Regions from separate parts of the Homo sapiens genome. Here all the other regions are linked to region 3. A link is a loop called in an ENCODE intact Hi-C map of the cell type or tissue named here. Cell type or tissue: heart left ventricle. All regions are shown on one strand.

The links. Hi-C counts contacts between places; a loop is a spot of excess contacts. Peaks named below come from ENCODE experiments on the same cell type or tissue, not always from the same donor. Only the 100,000 strongest peaks of a DNase experiment are listed, where the experiment ranks them.
Region 1: a loop joins it to region 3, with 4 times the contacts of the local background. A loop is called at or near these places in 16 of 110 quality-filtered maps.
Region 2: a loop joins it to region 3, with 3 times the contacts of the local background. A loop is called at or near these places in 12 of 110 quality-filtered maps.

The regions. Positions count from the first base shown.
Region 1 is chr7:94,221,173-94,226,172 of GRCh38, reverse strand. No RefSeq gene overlaps it. Among named protein-coding and RNA genes, the nearest start is that of COL1A2-AS1, 170 kb to the left of the region's middle. RefSeq lists an enhancer at 1,872-2,777. In heart left ventricle, a CTCF peak has its summit at 2,612; no DNase peak of the experiment used is centred here.
Region 2 is chr7:93,620,255-93,625,254 of GRCh38, reverse strand. No RefSeq gene overlaps it. Among named protein-coding and RNA genes, the nearest start is that of CALCR, 48 kb to the right of the region's middle. In heart left ventricle, CTCF peaks have their summits at 2,689 (motif pointing left) and 3,041 (motif pointing left); no DNase peak of the experiment used is centred here.
Region 3 is chr7:94,085,355-94,090,354 of GRCh38, reverse strand. LOC124901812 (a long non-coding RNA gene) reads left to right here and starts at 554. Exons shown (of 2, transcript XR_007060642.1): 1 at 554-1,186; 2 at 1,990-2,117. In heart left ventricle, CTCF peaks have their summits at 2,212 and 2,411 (motif pointing right); no DNase peak of the experiment used is centred here; H3K4me3 peaks cover 422 bases.

The DNA of each region.
Region 1 (5,000 bases), 140 kb before region 3:
ACAGTAAGTCCAGAAGTAGACCTCTTCATGTACAGAAATAAGATATATAACTGAGGTGGAGTTTTATAAATTTTACAGTGATAGTTATTTATCCATAGAGGAGAAAAGAAAATAGAATTCATTCTTATATACAAAAAAGATTTCTGGATAAATTAAATATATTAGGAAAGATAAAACTTTACAAGTAAGAAAAAAATTTAAATGAATACCTTTATTATTTCAGAGTAGAAAGGTTTCTTAAACAAAATACATAAAGGATTAACTAAATGAGAAAAGTTTGATAAGTTAAACAGCAGATCTAAGCTCTTTAGCTGGAATTCCAAAATCCATAAGGCCATGAGATGTGAAAGTTTGTTTTTATATGCAACCTCGTTTGGTGGCAAAAACAGACAACATAAGGCTATTCATAGTGTTTATTTATAGCAGATGTAAATGTTCACCCATTGTGCCCTGGGATATATTGATGAGTTTGACTACTGAATTCTCTCTAGACTCTGTTGGGAATAATCATAATATATAAGATATGCCCTATATAATCTTTCTGAAATTGATAAAAACAATCTGAATCTGAAATACATCTGGTCCTGAGGTTTTTTAATAATGGATATGGACCTGAATATTAACATTAAGAATGAGAAACACATGCATTGTTATGTATATGTTAGCTGGATTTAGCCATTCTACAATGTACACATACTTCAAAACATTGTTTTGTATATGATAAATATAGAGAATTTTTATTTGTGAATTAAAAATAAATTTAAAAAGAGAAACATATTTCAGAATAATTGGTGATAAGGAGGTAAGAGAAGATATTAGAGGACTGCACAGGTACTTTGGTATATAGGGTAGGTAATATTTAGGTAAATGGGGTAGGGGGTCATGATTTTACTTTGTTTCAACACCTTCCATGTATGTTACATGTATGAAGTGTGTTATATATTACATAATACGTAAGTGCAATAACTCAGAAACAGTGAAATATCACATGTTCTCATAGTTGGGAGCTAAATATGTGTACACGTGGACAGGTTGTGGAGTAATAGACATTGGAGACTCTCAAGGGTGGGAGGAGGGAGGATCCTGAGGGAAGAAAAATTACCTAGTGGGTACAATGTACATTATCCAGGTGATGGTTACACTAAAAGCTCAGACTTCACTACTACACAATATATCCACGTAACTACACCAGAAAATTCAAATTATCTATAAATATCACATGAAGAAATGATTAAATATATTATGAAAATATGTCTGGAAGTTTTGTGTTACTTGAATAAAATGCTTCATTCAGAGAAATGATCTGACATTTCTGTGGTCACTACCAGCTCAAAAGAAAGTAATACTCTGTCGGTAGGTGTCTGAGTTTATTAAACCTATTTTGCCACTCAGTTGATATAAAGATATTTTTAGTAGATTGTAAACAAGAAAATCATGCATTGTTAGCTAAGTTGCCTCACATATTAATTTGCTCAAACTTTGATATTTGGTTTCATGCATTCTGTTTCTATGAACATCTTTTTGTTTTTATATTTTCAATAACTAAGGAATTTTAAGAGCATTATTTTAAATATATATACTTGTCACATTAAATATCTTGAGTTTTTATGTATATATACAAAGTTTTATTCCTTTTGTTCTAGTTGTTGGATGGAACACTAACTGTATTATTGTATCAAATAAATATCTCTTGTGGACCATAAAATAAAATGCAGATTGAGAATGTTTTAATTCTTTATTCTTTTTCATTTTTTAAAACAGATGATTTTTCTTCTCACAAAATTGATGTCATGGCTCTTGTCTTAAGCTACTTTTAAAAAAAATTGACCTGGTGCAATGTTCGTCCATGTGCACTAGAAATCCTAAACAAGAATATCAACTGTCCTTATTCTTAAACGTTAAAATGGTGGATGCTTAATGGATGGGTTGTCTTCGTATTATAAACAATGTGAATTGACCAGTTGAAAACAACTCGTCACTGCGAAGGTTTTGATTTATCTCTCCTCTTTTCAGATATGGGCTAATTATTCCATAGATAACCTCATCTCTTTCAAAGCAGGAGCCTGACTATTACGCCTCTTGTGTTGTGAATTTAATGCCATGGTAAAGAACACCCACTGCAAACCACAAAACAGCATTGAGTCGGAGAGAGAGAAAAGCTGCCAAAGCAGTTAATGTGATCTGGTTTGACAACCTTGGTTCCTGAATCAGGCATTCTTCCACAGGGTTTGGGCACTTAGGCTGTGAGCGGGAGGTGTTTAAACAGACAGCATCTGCCTCAGCAGCCAGCCTTCCTGCTGGCTCTCAACAGGAAGGGCATTCATCTCCTTCACATGTCTTGTGCATTAATTTAGCAAAACAGTCGTCCTGCTGGTAAGCCAAAGTAATCAGAACACACAGGAGATGAGACTTCAAAAAGAATCTGGAGCCATTTGAACAACTCTAGGACTGTCATTGGCATGCTTTGGGGCATATGTACTCAAAATGTGTAGACACCTCTTTGGAATCGGATTTTTGCCCAGATCATCAGGGATTACACTTATCTGAGGAATCTCCAGCCCCCTGGCTGAAATGCAGAGGAGAATTGCCCATAACGTGCCCTCAGGGCATAGGAGATTCCACAAGATGGGGATATTCTCAAAGGAAAGTAGAGTAGCCCTCCTAAAGGGACATTGATAAGCCTTTACCTTGCAGCGACTACTATCATTTTTTTTCTCCTTTCCTGCAAGAGAAGAGATCACACAGCAGATGATCTTGAACTTATTTACAGACTTATTGTAGAAAATAAAGCATTATTAAGATTAAATCTAACACTCTATGCAGGTTTTCTTCAAAAGGGTCAAAATATTCTCTATAATTTGCAATAGTCTGCTTTGTAAAAAAAAAAAGTACAGTTAAATATTTTGTTTCTTTTTAAAAATTAATAAACTGTTGAAAATTAGAAGTAAATACTAGTCACCATGAAAGAAGAACTAATATTTTTTTAACCTCCTAATCATCAGCTAGTATGTTCTCTAGACTCTAGAGATTTTAAGGAACTTAATTTATATCTACATGATTTTACATTATTACTTTATGTATGCTTCTATGGAGTTTTCTTTATTTATTAAAATATCATATAATCCTTGAAATATTTAAGGGCCACATCAGTAGAGCTCCAGACTCTCCAAGTTCAAATCCCAGAGGCTTTGCTTACTAAACTATATGACCTTGATCAAATTGCTTAAAGTTTTTTTGGTATTTTTCATCTTTAAAATAGTATATTATAAATAGCTATTTGATTTCATGTGATCGTCATGGGAATTAAATGGGCTAAACCATATAAAATGCTTAGAACTATTGAACTGGTACATAACTAGGTCCTCAGTATTCATTAGCTATTATTTTTATCTCCTCCTCAGTTCAGCACTTAAAAATTCTTACTCTCCTTTCACAATACCACACTTTTTTTTTAAATGAAATATGGCTCTGTAGAAAAGTTTTGCAATAGGAAACTTAAGCCAATTTTTAAAAAACCTAGCTTTAAAATAACCAGTGAAATGAAGCCGGTAAACAAATGATACTATTAAAATTTCCTTTTTATCACTTTAATTATCAGGAAAGGCTTCCATTTTTGCTTACATGGATTTTGAAAAACAACAAGTTTCTATGTAGAATCATAAGATATTAACCGAGTAACTTGTATTTTATTCTGATCTAGTGAGGTAGGTAAAGTTTTACTCCCTACCCAAGCCCACTTTAAATAGAGTAGCTTCAATTTTATGCATTTTTAATAGTTGAGCTCCTGTGAAATTTGCATTTGAATGAAAGGTATCTCATCAACTAGAATAACTAAAAATTTTGAAAACTTCATATTTAGTCCACACATCTCATTTAATAGATGAGAAAACTGAGGAGCTGAGAAATGATATAACTTGTTGACTGGATGGGATGTGCCCTCCCTAGAAGGCATGGGAAAAAGAATCAACTGAAAACAATTTGTAGATATTTTCTGTTCTTTATCTTGAATATGTAAAAAATTCCAAGCTATAAGCACTTTTATTATTATTATTATTTTACAATATCTCACTCGATAGCTACAAAACATAAATATGGAGAGTCAATGTGTTAAGTTAAACACGTAAATTATGAAACAGAATTTCTGTTCATTTTGTTAAACAATTGAGTACTTATAGAGTATAGGATTTTTACAATTATTATTATACTTTAAGTTCTAGGGTACATGTGCACAACGTGCAGGTTTGTTACATAGGTATATGTGTGCCATGTTGGTTTGGTGCACCCATCAACTCATCATTTACATTAGGTATTTCTCCTAATGCTATCCTTCCCCCAGCCCCCTACCCCCTGACAGGCCCAAGTGTGTGATGTTCCCTGCCCTGTGTCCATGTGTTCTCGTTTTTCAACTCCCAACTATGAGTGAGAACATGCGGTATTTGGTTTTCTGTCCTTGTGATAGTTTGCTTCGAATGGTTTCCAGCTTCATCCGTGTCGCTACAAAGGACATGAACTCATCCTTTTTATGGCTGCATAGTATTCCATGGTGTATATGTGCCACATTTTCTTAATCCAGTCTATCATTGATGGACATTTGGGTTGGTTCCAAGTCTTTGCTATTGTGAATAGTGCCACAATAAATATACGTGTGCATGTGACTTTATAGTAGCATGATTTATAATCCTTTGGGTATATACCCAGTAATAGGATTGCTGGGTCTAATGGTATTTCTAGTTCTAGATCCTTGAGGAATTGCCACCCTGTCTTCCACAATGGTTGAACGAATTTACACTCCCATCAACAGTGTAAAAGCATTTCTGTTTCTCCATGTCCTCTCTAGCATTTGTTGTTGCCTGACTTTTTGATGATTGCCGTTCTAACTAGCGTGAGATGGTATCTAATTGTGTTTTTGATTTGCATTTCTCTGATGACCAGTGATGATGAGCATTTTTTCATGTGTCTGTTGGCTGCATAATGTCTTCTTTTGAGAATGTCTGTTCATA
Region 2 (5,000 bases), 470 kb after region 3:
GGAATTATATTTAGTACAGAGTCAAATATTTAAACACATTTGAGGTTATTAACATGCCTTACCTGGAGTGACAGAAGACAGAAATGGAAGTGATGAAGAAGTAGGAGAAGAGGGAAAATTGTCTATGATACAATTATATGTAAAATTATTAATATGTGTATATGAGTGGGTGAATGCCCAAGAATTGCACTGAAAGATGCAGTGAAATGTTAGTGGCAGTTATTTAGGAATAGTGAAATTACAGGTGATCTTAATTTTAATATATGTTTATGTATCATTAAACTATTTTAATGGAGAGGTGTATTATTTATTTAATGCTGAATAAAATAAAGCTGTTTTCATGTAAGAAAAATACATTTTAAATACACTTGTTTAAAAAAACATACAACAAAGCACACACAAATAAAATAACTTTGATATCAGAAATAACAAGGTAATATTGGAGGATTAGGGTGGTTAAGGTTGGGGGAGAAATATTCTTCAAATCAAAGAAACAAGGTTGTGCAACCAAAGATTAAAAATTAGCAAATAATAGCAACAAAAATTTTTAAAAAGTAAAACCCAATAGCAAATAAGCATAGGGGAACACACTGGTAATAATATAAATGTAAATTAAACCACAATAAAATACCATCTCATTCTCCTAGACTGGCAAATAAAATAAAGTTGAATAATACTAAGTGTCGATGACATTGTGGAATAATACAAACTGTCTTATAAATGAATAGAGGAAGTGTAAATTGAAGAATGACTTGGGGATATCTGATAAATTTGAAGACACTTTTTTTATCTACTGTTAGGGACTCTTTCACACATTGCACAAGAAGACATGTACACAAATGTTCATTGCAGCACTGTTTGTAATAGAAACAGATTGTAAACAACCTAAATGCTCTTCAACTGAAGGATGGATAAATAATTTCCACTACTCTCATCTATATAATAGCTGTATCAACATAGATATATCTCACAAAATTTAAATTAAATGAAAATCAACTTGAAGGAAACAATGAGTATGAGACCATTTATTATAAAACAGACAGGATAAAAACTTTCATGGCAAGCTAAATACCAAATTCTGGAGAATGATTGAAAAAGGATAAATAGAAATGTGATCAGGATGATACATGTAGGGATTTCCAGCAATGATTTCTTCTGAAAAATAACAAGGATCAAAGCAATATGACAAAATGTTATGATCGACAAACCTGAGGGAAGAATGTATGTGGTGATAGATAGATAGATAGATAGATAGATAGATAGATAGATAGATAGATAGATAGATAGATAATAGATGAATGCAGCACAAATTTTTCATAATGTAAAAAAAGGTGAAATGTTATGCAAATATATCTTCCCAACTTCTACTAATAATAATTCTTCAATAGAAATGTATCTAAAATTATCTGTTACATATTGAGTAATAAAGCCTCACCTTATTTTACTGATTTAGGATAATCTATTACTAAGCTGTCAAAGTTCTATTTGGGGTAATTTGTTTGATCAAATTTTCATGAGGACCAGAACTTTTAGACTGGATCTATACCCAAGAATTGATCAAACGGTGGAACCAGTCATGCTAACTCTCTTAAAGATCAATACAGATCACTACAATATTGATTGGTCTACAAGGCCAGATATGGATTGTGACGCTCCAGGAAAGGATTGGCTGTACCTAATTCTATAGCCAGTATAGAAGTGGCCCAGGGAAAGTGAAACAGCAAAAGGCTTCCAATGTATCAGATGAATTAAACTAATTTAGAATTCTACCCTTCAACTTTGCTTTGGTTATCAGTTCTCAACTTTACTTCCTGGAAAGGGGCTCAGAAATGACTACATTATTTCTGAAGATTTCCTGTACCCATTTTCCAAAGAGCTGTTTTCAATATTTTGACAAAACAATAGTGGGGCTAGGGCTCCCCCTATGCCAAATTAAAAGTCAGAATGTAAAATCCAGAGAAGGAAAACTGGTAAACTCAGATTGCTGCATGAGAAGAGACAAGATTGTAATATATTGAAATTTGTTGAAATTTTATAAATTATAATATTATTATCTAATATACATCTTCCTGAAATGTGAAATAATGAATGGATGCCTTTAAATACCATGTGGCATATGAAATGTTGATTTATTTTCATATGATTATGATTCATTACTAGAGTTGGAACCCATCAAAAGCATAACTGTGATATACTAATGGGAAGACTCTGCATTTGTGGGCATTTAAAATGCAGTAGGCAAATGTATTATTCAGGTGTCTTTTATTATCTCTAAGCCAGTTTCCACATTGACACATGGAATTGTGGGATGTAGTCATTGGTAGTCAGCTAAGATGAGTGAAATAATATAATCTGGGTACTCAATGTAGCCGAATTCTGAATATTCAGCAAAGCAAATGACTCTAATCGTCTGCTTACAAGTAATGCCATTGGACTCATGTGGAGTTATATATAATATCTGCTGCTAGATACAAAGTGTTGGAGGAAGCCCTCAGAATTACGAAGGCAAAATTCTATTTGAAAACTTTTTGTTTCTCCTAAGTAAGGGAAAGATGCCGATTATTTCTATAGAACTCTCAGCATCTAAGCCACGACACAGCAGCGTGGGAGAGGTGATCTGATGACGCTTGCCAGGGAAAAGATGTAGATCACATTATTCATGGATACCACCTGCTGGTAGCCATGCGGCGTTGCTACACAGAGAAGGGCACAGAGGGGAAATACACAAAGAAACAGAAAAGCCAGAGTACATGGAATAGAGAAATACAGTATTTAGAAATGAGTGAATGAAAACGAGTAGACTTGAGAGCAAGCTGATGACATCTCATTCTTCCAAGAACTTTGCTAACACATTTCTTATTTTGATTTTGAAATGTCTGTGGTAGTAGTGACATGAAGCAATTAGCTCCACTTTATAAGTTTGAAGCAAATAATAATTGCACATAAATCCAAGCTTTATAAGCAGAAGGGGTACAATTTTGCCCCAACCCGAGCGGAAATTTGGCTTTGTCTGGAGACATTTTTAGTTGTCACAACTGGGGAGGTGCTACTGACATCTAGTGGGTAGAGACCAGGGGTGCTGCTAAACATCCTACAGTGTACAGTACAGCCTTCATCATGAAGTACAGTATGGCCCAAAATGAAAATCGTGTCAAACCTGAGAAATGCTGGCCTAAAGGAAACAATTCAAAGCTAAAAATACACAATACTAAAGTTAAGCTACAACACTTATACCTTCTGGCACTTATTTATTTGATAAAGGGTTATGTAATCCTTACTATATGTTCATTGCTCTTCTAAGAGCTTTAAAAACATTAACACATGTGATTCTCGTAACAGCTCTAAGAGGTCTATATTATTAATAGGCCCATTTTTAAAATGGTGAACAAAGAGGTTAAATAGCTTAGGCAAGATGTCAAAACTAGCAAGTGGAGAAGCTGTAATTTGAACCCAGGAAAACTAGCTCCATGGCTTATTCCATAAACTATGAAACTATACAATTTGCCTTTTAGTATACCTATTCTTTTAATCCAGGGAAATATCCAAAGTAGGATTGACATTTCAATAATTTCCTTGCCCATATTGGTGTCTTCTGCCAGAAATCCAGGAAGTCAACGTATTGCCAATCACTGCTTGCCTTGGTCTCCCTGTTTCAAGTGGCTAGATTAGCGTAGTGGGGAAAAATAAACCTGTTTTGGAATTCAGATGATTTGAGTACAAACTCTACCCTTCCCCTTTAACTCTGTGGTTTTCACCAACTTTTTGAGCTTAAAGTTTCCTTCTTGTAAAAAAGTTATTAGTACTTGTAGACTTGTTACAAGGAATGAAAATAAGGCACGAGGCATGCCTAGCACATAGAAGGCATTAAAAGCCATAATAGCCAATAAAAATGGCCACCATTATTATTATATTTAATAGACTGGAATTTCTTACCAGTATCCAACTGGGTCCACATTTCCTTTTCCTTGTATTTCTCTACCTCACTGCCCACTGAAGTCTGAATAGCTAGCTCTAAAAGATCCTTCCCCTTCCAGTCTGCCCTGGTAAATGAAATTCATTCTTCCATTTATCTGTGAAATGAGTAAGTCACCAGAATAGTATATATAGAAATATATCTTTTTGTGGTTGTGGTTTGGGTCTCTTGAAAAAATATTTTCCTATTCACCTTGTTGCTATGTTGATGCCTTTATCTTATCAGTTCAGATGTAAATTCCTGTCTTCCTGTCTCCTATATTAAGCTTTTATCTAAAGCAAGGCAATTTCCTGGTCTCAGATAGAATAACATTGTAAATGATTTGATTTGTGTTTACAACATCAAATTTAGCTCATTAGATTGCCAGTAGTAGAAGACCAACTCATGTTACCTTGGAAAGAAAAGTGGATTATGTATTAATTCACACCAATGGGAAGTTTGGAAATCCAGTCAGGCTCTGGGGTTTGAAGCATGGCTAGATAGAGGACATTGCCTCTCTGGCCACCTCTCAGAAACCTCTGTCCCCTGCAGCTTTCTTTTTGACTACTTCAGAATAGACAAGATGATCAGTGGTTACCCCAGCAAATCCAAACACCTATGTCACCCTTACTCAGCTCTTCTTTTTTTATACATATCATGGCACCTACAATGGCTAGATTAATAAAGGAAAACCTACAATACAGAGACCAAGATTATGAAGAGGGTCTTTTGTAATGTAGCCCAGGATGGACTAGGAGTCATTCTTTTAACATAAGAGGACACAAGAGAATAACTTCTTAGGGGAACATAAATTTATAAATGCTGTATTACCAGCTCTTTTATTGATCAACATAGTGAATTTATAAATATTCTAGAATAAATTTAAAAATTAATAAAAATCATCTTTTGCAATAATAAAAGAACACTGGTTTTTCAGATTCTCTACTTCAAGATAATGCCATCCTGGGAGCTTCTACTCCTCCCTATTTTACTTTCAAGATCCTACTCTTGTATTCAATAACAGAATTAGAAGTGACTAATCATGACT
Region 3 (5,000 bases):
GCCACCCATTCCTGCTGATTAAGGGGCAGTGTCCTGGCAGCTTCTGATAGATAACTTGGTTGTTTTGTTATAAGGAGCTTTATTTCCTCAGGATGAATTATGAAGATTTTTCTTTTTGTTGTTTCAAAATAGGGCTGTCTTATCTGAGAATGTGTTAATTAAAGTTATCATGTATTACCTTGTTTCTAGTCCTACACATTTGATATGAACAAATTACTGTTTACAAGACAGCTTCCTGTACTTAGAATAGCAGCTGTTGTTACTCCACCAAGAAGAGCTGCCCAGAGGGGCTAGGGCATGAGGAATAGGTTTGGAGACAGGAAGAATAAAGGAATGTTCAGATCTAGCTCGAGGGCAGGCGGGACACTTGTGGTGGGATGGTTGGGTCCACTTCGCTTTCTGTTTTGCCTCCTAACCAATCTGATGTTATCTACTCACGGACCTCCATTTTCCTGGTGCACTCTTTTGGCTGGCCCTCCTGCTAAATCTCTTTGCTGGCTGAACCTTAGCCTTCCCTAGCCACAAGCCAATGAGAAAATCACTACCTCTATCTCACTAGGTTGGAGCGTAGCACTTTGGGAATGGAAGCAACAAGTCCTAACCTCACAGTCAGTCAGGCATTCAACTCAAATACATGATCATTTATTCAGGAGGCATCTGCTGTGTGCAATGGCTTTGGGACAGCACAGAGAGAGATGCAAAGATGGAAACACTGTCTCTACCCCAGTGTAGTTTAGGACCTGTCTTGGGAAGAAAGCAATTGTTTCCAATAACAGTAGTAAGAACAGCAAGAGAGATGCAGTGATGTAGAATGGGAAGGAGATTCAGAGCATTCTTGAGTGAGCTGCTAATTGGAGGGCTGAGGGGATTGTGACTTCATCCTTTGCATCCAGGTGCTGCTGGCGTGTCTGGTGCACAGTGGGTGCTCTGCAGTGTTTGCCAAGCCATTATTGAGAAGGGGTATCCAATGGTGTGCATACCCCTTCGAAAGGGCTTACTAGTCATGTGAGGTGCTACTAGAGAGACAAGTTAAGGTTTTGAATGAGAGATGAGAGTTGGAAGAATATTCTAGTGGAAAAAAAGAATATGAGAAACAGTTCAGAAACATGGAATCCCTGCTCAACTTCCTCTGCTCACTGCCCCCGGCCACTTCATCCAGGGATGTTGAGGACAGATTTCTCTACAGGTAATTGGAAGCAAGACTTACTTGGAGAAAATAGTTTCATTGGTCTCTTGTCTCTGACAGTACTCACAAAGCCTCCTTGCTTGTTTGCTTCCTTCCCTTAATCCCATTCTTTCATTCCGAACCTTTCTACGTCTCCCTTAAGTCCTATTTTCTTTTTCCCTTGTTCTGAGCTCCCATCACCATCTTTATCCCCTGTCAACCAAGGAGACAGGGCACAGGTGCAGTTACCAGGTCACCAAGCTAAACAAAGGGCTTTAGAGTTGGTCTTTTTTGTGACTGTCCTGCCTCCCTCTAGGTATTTATCTCTTTTCTGTGGGTAGCATAACAGAAGCTCAGAGAGTTGATGTGCCTGCAGCATGACATAAGTGGAAGTCACAAACATTCATTTTCCACTTCTTTATTTTGCCTTCTGAGTCATGGTGCCTCTGCATAATTTAAACCTTTTCTCTCCCCACTGCCTTAACCCCTGAAAATCTGCAACAAGTTCACATGCATCCTTAATTCTCCACTCTAGAATTTCAAATGGAAGTTTTAAACAATGTTTTGGCTTCTTGTGAAATCTGAGAATCCAGTGTATGTCCTTGGTCTTACAATAAAAGGCTGGTAAAAGTCCTTTTTTTTTTTTTAACTTCCTCTTTCTCTACTCTATTGTCCAGTTTTGGCTTTCCTATTTTCCCTCATCTTTGTAAAATTGCCTTCCAGATGTCTCTTCAAATGACTTGACAGCAGCCCTGTTATCTTCTAAGAGCCTAAAAGCACTTTGGCTGCTTTAGAAAAATGTGTTTGTTTTTTCTTCTTATTAGGCAGCATCTGAAGTCTCTCTGAAAACACAAGAAAAGAATATACAGAGAACCTCCCAGAAACTGCAAGTCCCATGGAAATTAAGGCCATTAGTGTTTTGTATAATAAACAGTCACCTTTGCATTTAAAATGGACTATTTTGTTTTGGATATAGGTGGAGTAGGATATAAATGTATACTTCCTTGCTTCTTAGTTTATCATAGGAATCTAAGAAAAGAACTAAGGATAAGAGAAAAGGAGGAAAAAAAGACAGCTCTGCTGCTTTTATCTCAGGTTATTTCAGAAAAAACAAAATGATAACCCTGCAAAATTCTCAGCACTCTTCACTTTGGTTCCACCGCTTTCAGTGGGTGACTTGTCTGGAAAGGAATCTCTTTTAGCCTTCCTGGCTAATGAGCCATGGCAGATAATGCCACAAGGTGTCACTATTGCTAAAATCGCTCTCCACCTACAGGATCGATTGCGGTTATGGTTATGTGAATGTGAATTAGATTTCACTTTTGTTTCTAAATAGGCTCCCTGGGAGAGGTACTTTTTGACTGGCAGTGTTCGCTGCCTCCTTCACTCCAAACAAACAAACTATGGCTTTGGCTAAATTATCTAGTGAAGCTCAGATTTCTAATATAGAATTGAGTAGGAGATAATTTCTGTCTTTCCGGGTAGAAAACCTTGGTATAGCTGAGTTTCAGATGCAGCACTTAGTAGGTACGCAACAAAAGTTAGCTCCCCTAACTTAAAAGCGAGGAATGGAGTTGGAAAGTGTGCATGGGGAAGAGGGTGGTAACTTTTTGAGGCCCCTTTCTTTCTTTTTCTTTTTTTTTAAATTGGATTTCAAAGCTGCAAAAATATCAAACACAGAGGTCTGGTTGTTGTTAACAGCTATGCCATAAAAAAATGTTTAGGAAAAGCTAAATACTATAGCTTCCTCTTACATAATCACCGTATTAAAGTCTCTAAGAGGTCCTGCTATAAAGAAATCTACTTAATTTTCTTTACAGTTTCTCAAGTTTCTTTGAGCAAAGAACATATGTGTATATATATGTGTGTATATACACATACACACACATTTGTGTGCATATACATGTGTAATATATTTATATATGTGTGTGTGTGTATAATTATTATTAACATCTAAATTGAAAAACTTTAGTCTTGTTTAATTTTTGATGTACGTATGAGAAAATAGAAACCTAGACAGTAAGGTTTGGTTCACAAAACACATGTCTTATTTTAGAACCACTACTGTGTTAGAACTGGCTTGTACCAGCTCACAAGAGCCAGCTATGCTCTTCTCTTCCCAATTCTGTGTTTGATGATGTCAGGTTGATAGCTTGAAATCAGCCACTGTGGGAATATTTACACCACAGAAATCAGCAAACACTACAAACCATTTTTTCTTTTTTTCAAGAGAGTAGGTTTACCAGTATGCTACTGTTAGAATCTAGCTGTTCAGATTCCCAATACTACATTCCTGTGATTTTTCAGTTTCTAAGGCACTTTGAAAATAGTTTGGCAAAGAAATGACAAAAACTCCTACTACTGTTCTACTATATGTAAACATGTGTGTGGGGGGTATAATATATATGATGCCTATATATCATCTATAATATATGTCATTGCAGGGAGAAGCAGAATATTTCCCTCATATACTAGGAGATATTTCCATTTTCCAGCTGGGTTCTAACTGGCCAGACCACAGTCAGTCAAATTTTAAGATGGAGAAGGAATGTTTGCTAACTCTTCAGTATCTCTTTTAGCTCAACTCTGATTTCTGGGTAGCTTCAGGGGCCAGATCAAATCAGTGGCTCTATCCATCCCACAGCTGGCTTAAGATGGCTTATTTTATAGACCCATGGAAGGCAGGGGTTCAGTGACTTCCAGGTGTTTCCCATCTGTTCTAAAAATAACTTTTTCTTTCTTGAACCCATCTGTCTATCTACTCTATCTATCTATCTATCTATCTATCTATCTATCTATCTATCTATCTATGTATCTATCATCTATCTATCTATCTATCTATCTATCTATCTATCTATCTATCTAGTTTATCATAGGAATCCAAGAAGAGGTATCCAATGGTATGGCTTTAACCAGATAGACCAATCACTAGACTATATATATATATATATACACACACACACACACATATATATATATTCAATATATTAACTCCTCATCACTGATATATATTAATCAATATATATCCCTCACTGGAATACCTGCTCCATGCCAAACACTACATTAGCTATTTCTCATCCCCAGTTTAAGTCTTATAGAGAAAACTGAAGTACAATGAAGTTGAATAACATTTCCCCAGTCACACCACTCACAACCGTCTGCCAGACTTTAAATGCTATGACCCTTCCCTTGAGCCATTTAGCCTTCCTTCTGTATAGAGAAAGAGGGGCAGAAATGATCTGCCTGGCAAGGATATTCTTGGACAAGAAAATATACCAGAACCAAGGAAGAAACCACTCTTTTGGAGAGGCTTCTATCAACTCTCTAAACTCACATTTCCCTAAAATAGGAGGTTGGAAATGGAGAAGTTCCATGCCTTGTGGGGGAATATTACAAAAATATGTTGGGAGACATAGAGAGATTGCTGCAGTTGATTGTTGGGTTCCGGACAGAGAAAATCTAGAGAAAACTAGAAGGTTAAAGTAGTTTTTGCAAACAAGTTTGGGTGTTAAGCCAGAATGACAAGCTTCTTCATGCTTCTTGGGAAATGGCTTCAAATCATTCATCAGTGTTTCAGTCATGACAACATTAACAAAGGCTCTGTAATTTGCAGTGCGATTGCAAACAGAAAACATAAAAAGCACATAACCTGTGGGCTGTGGCATTGGCCCTATCCCGTGGGGCTACTGGGTTGTTTGTGGGTGCTGTGGAGGCTCAGTGCCCAGGTATAAGAGAGTTGGAGACACTGGTCTGTCCTTTGCTTATGCCTCCAGCTCCACTCTTAGTGGCAGTGGTTATGAGAACCCAGAATTGCAATAAGACCAGCTAGGAATCC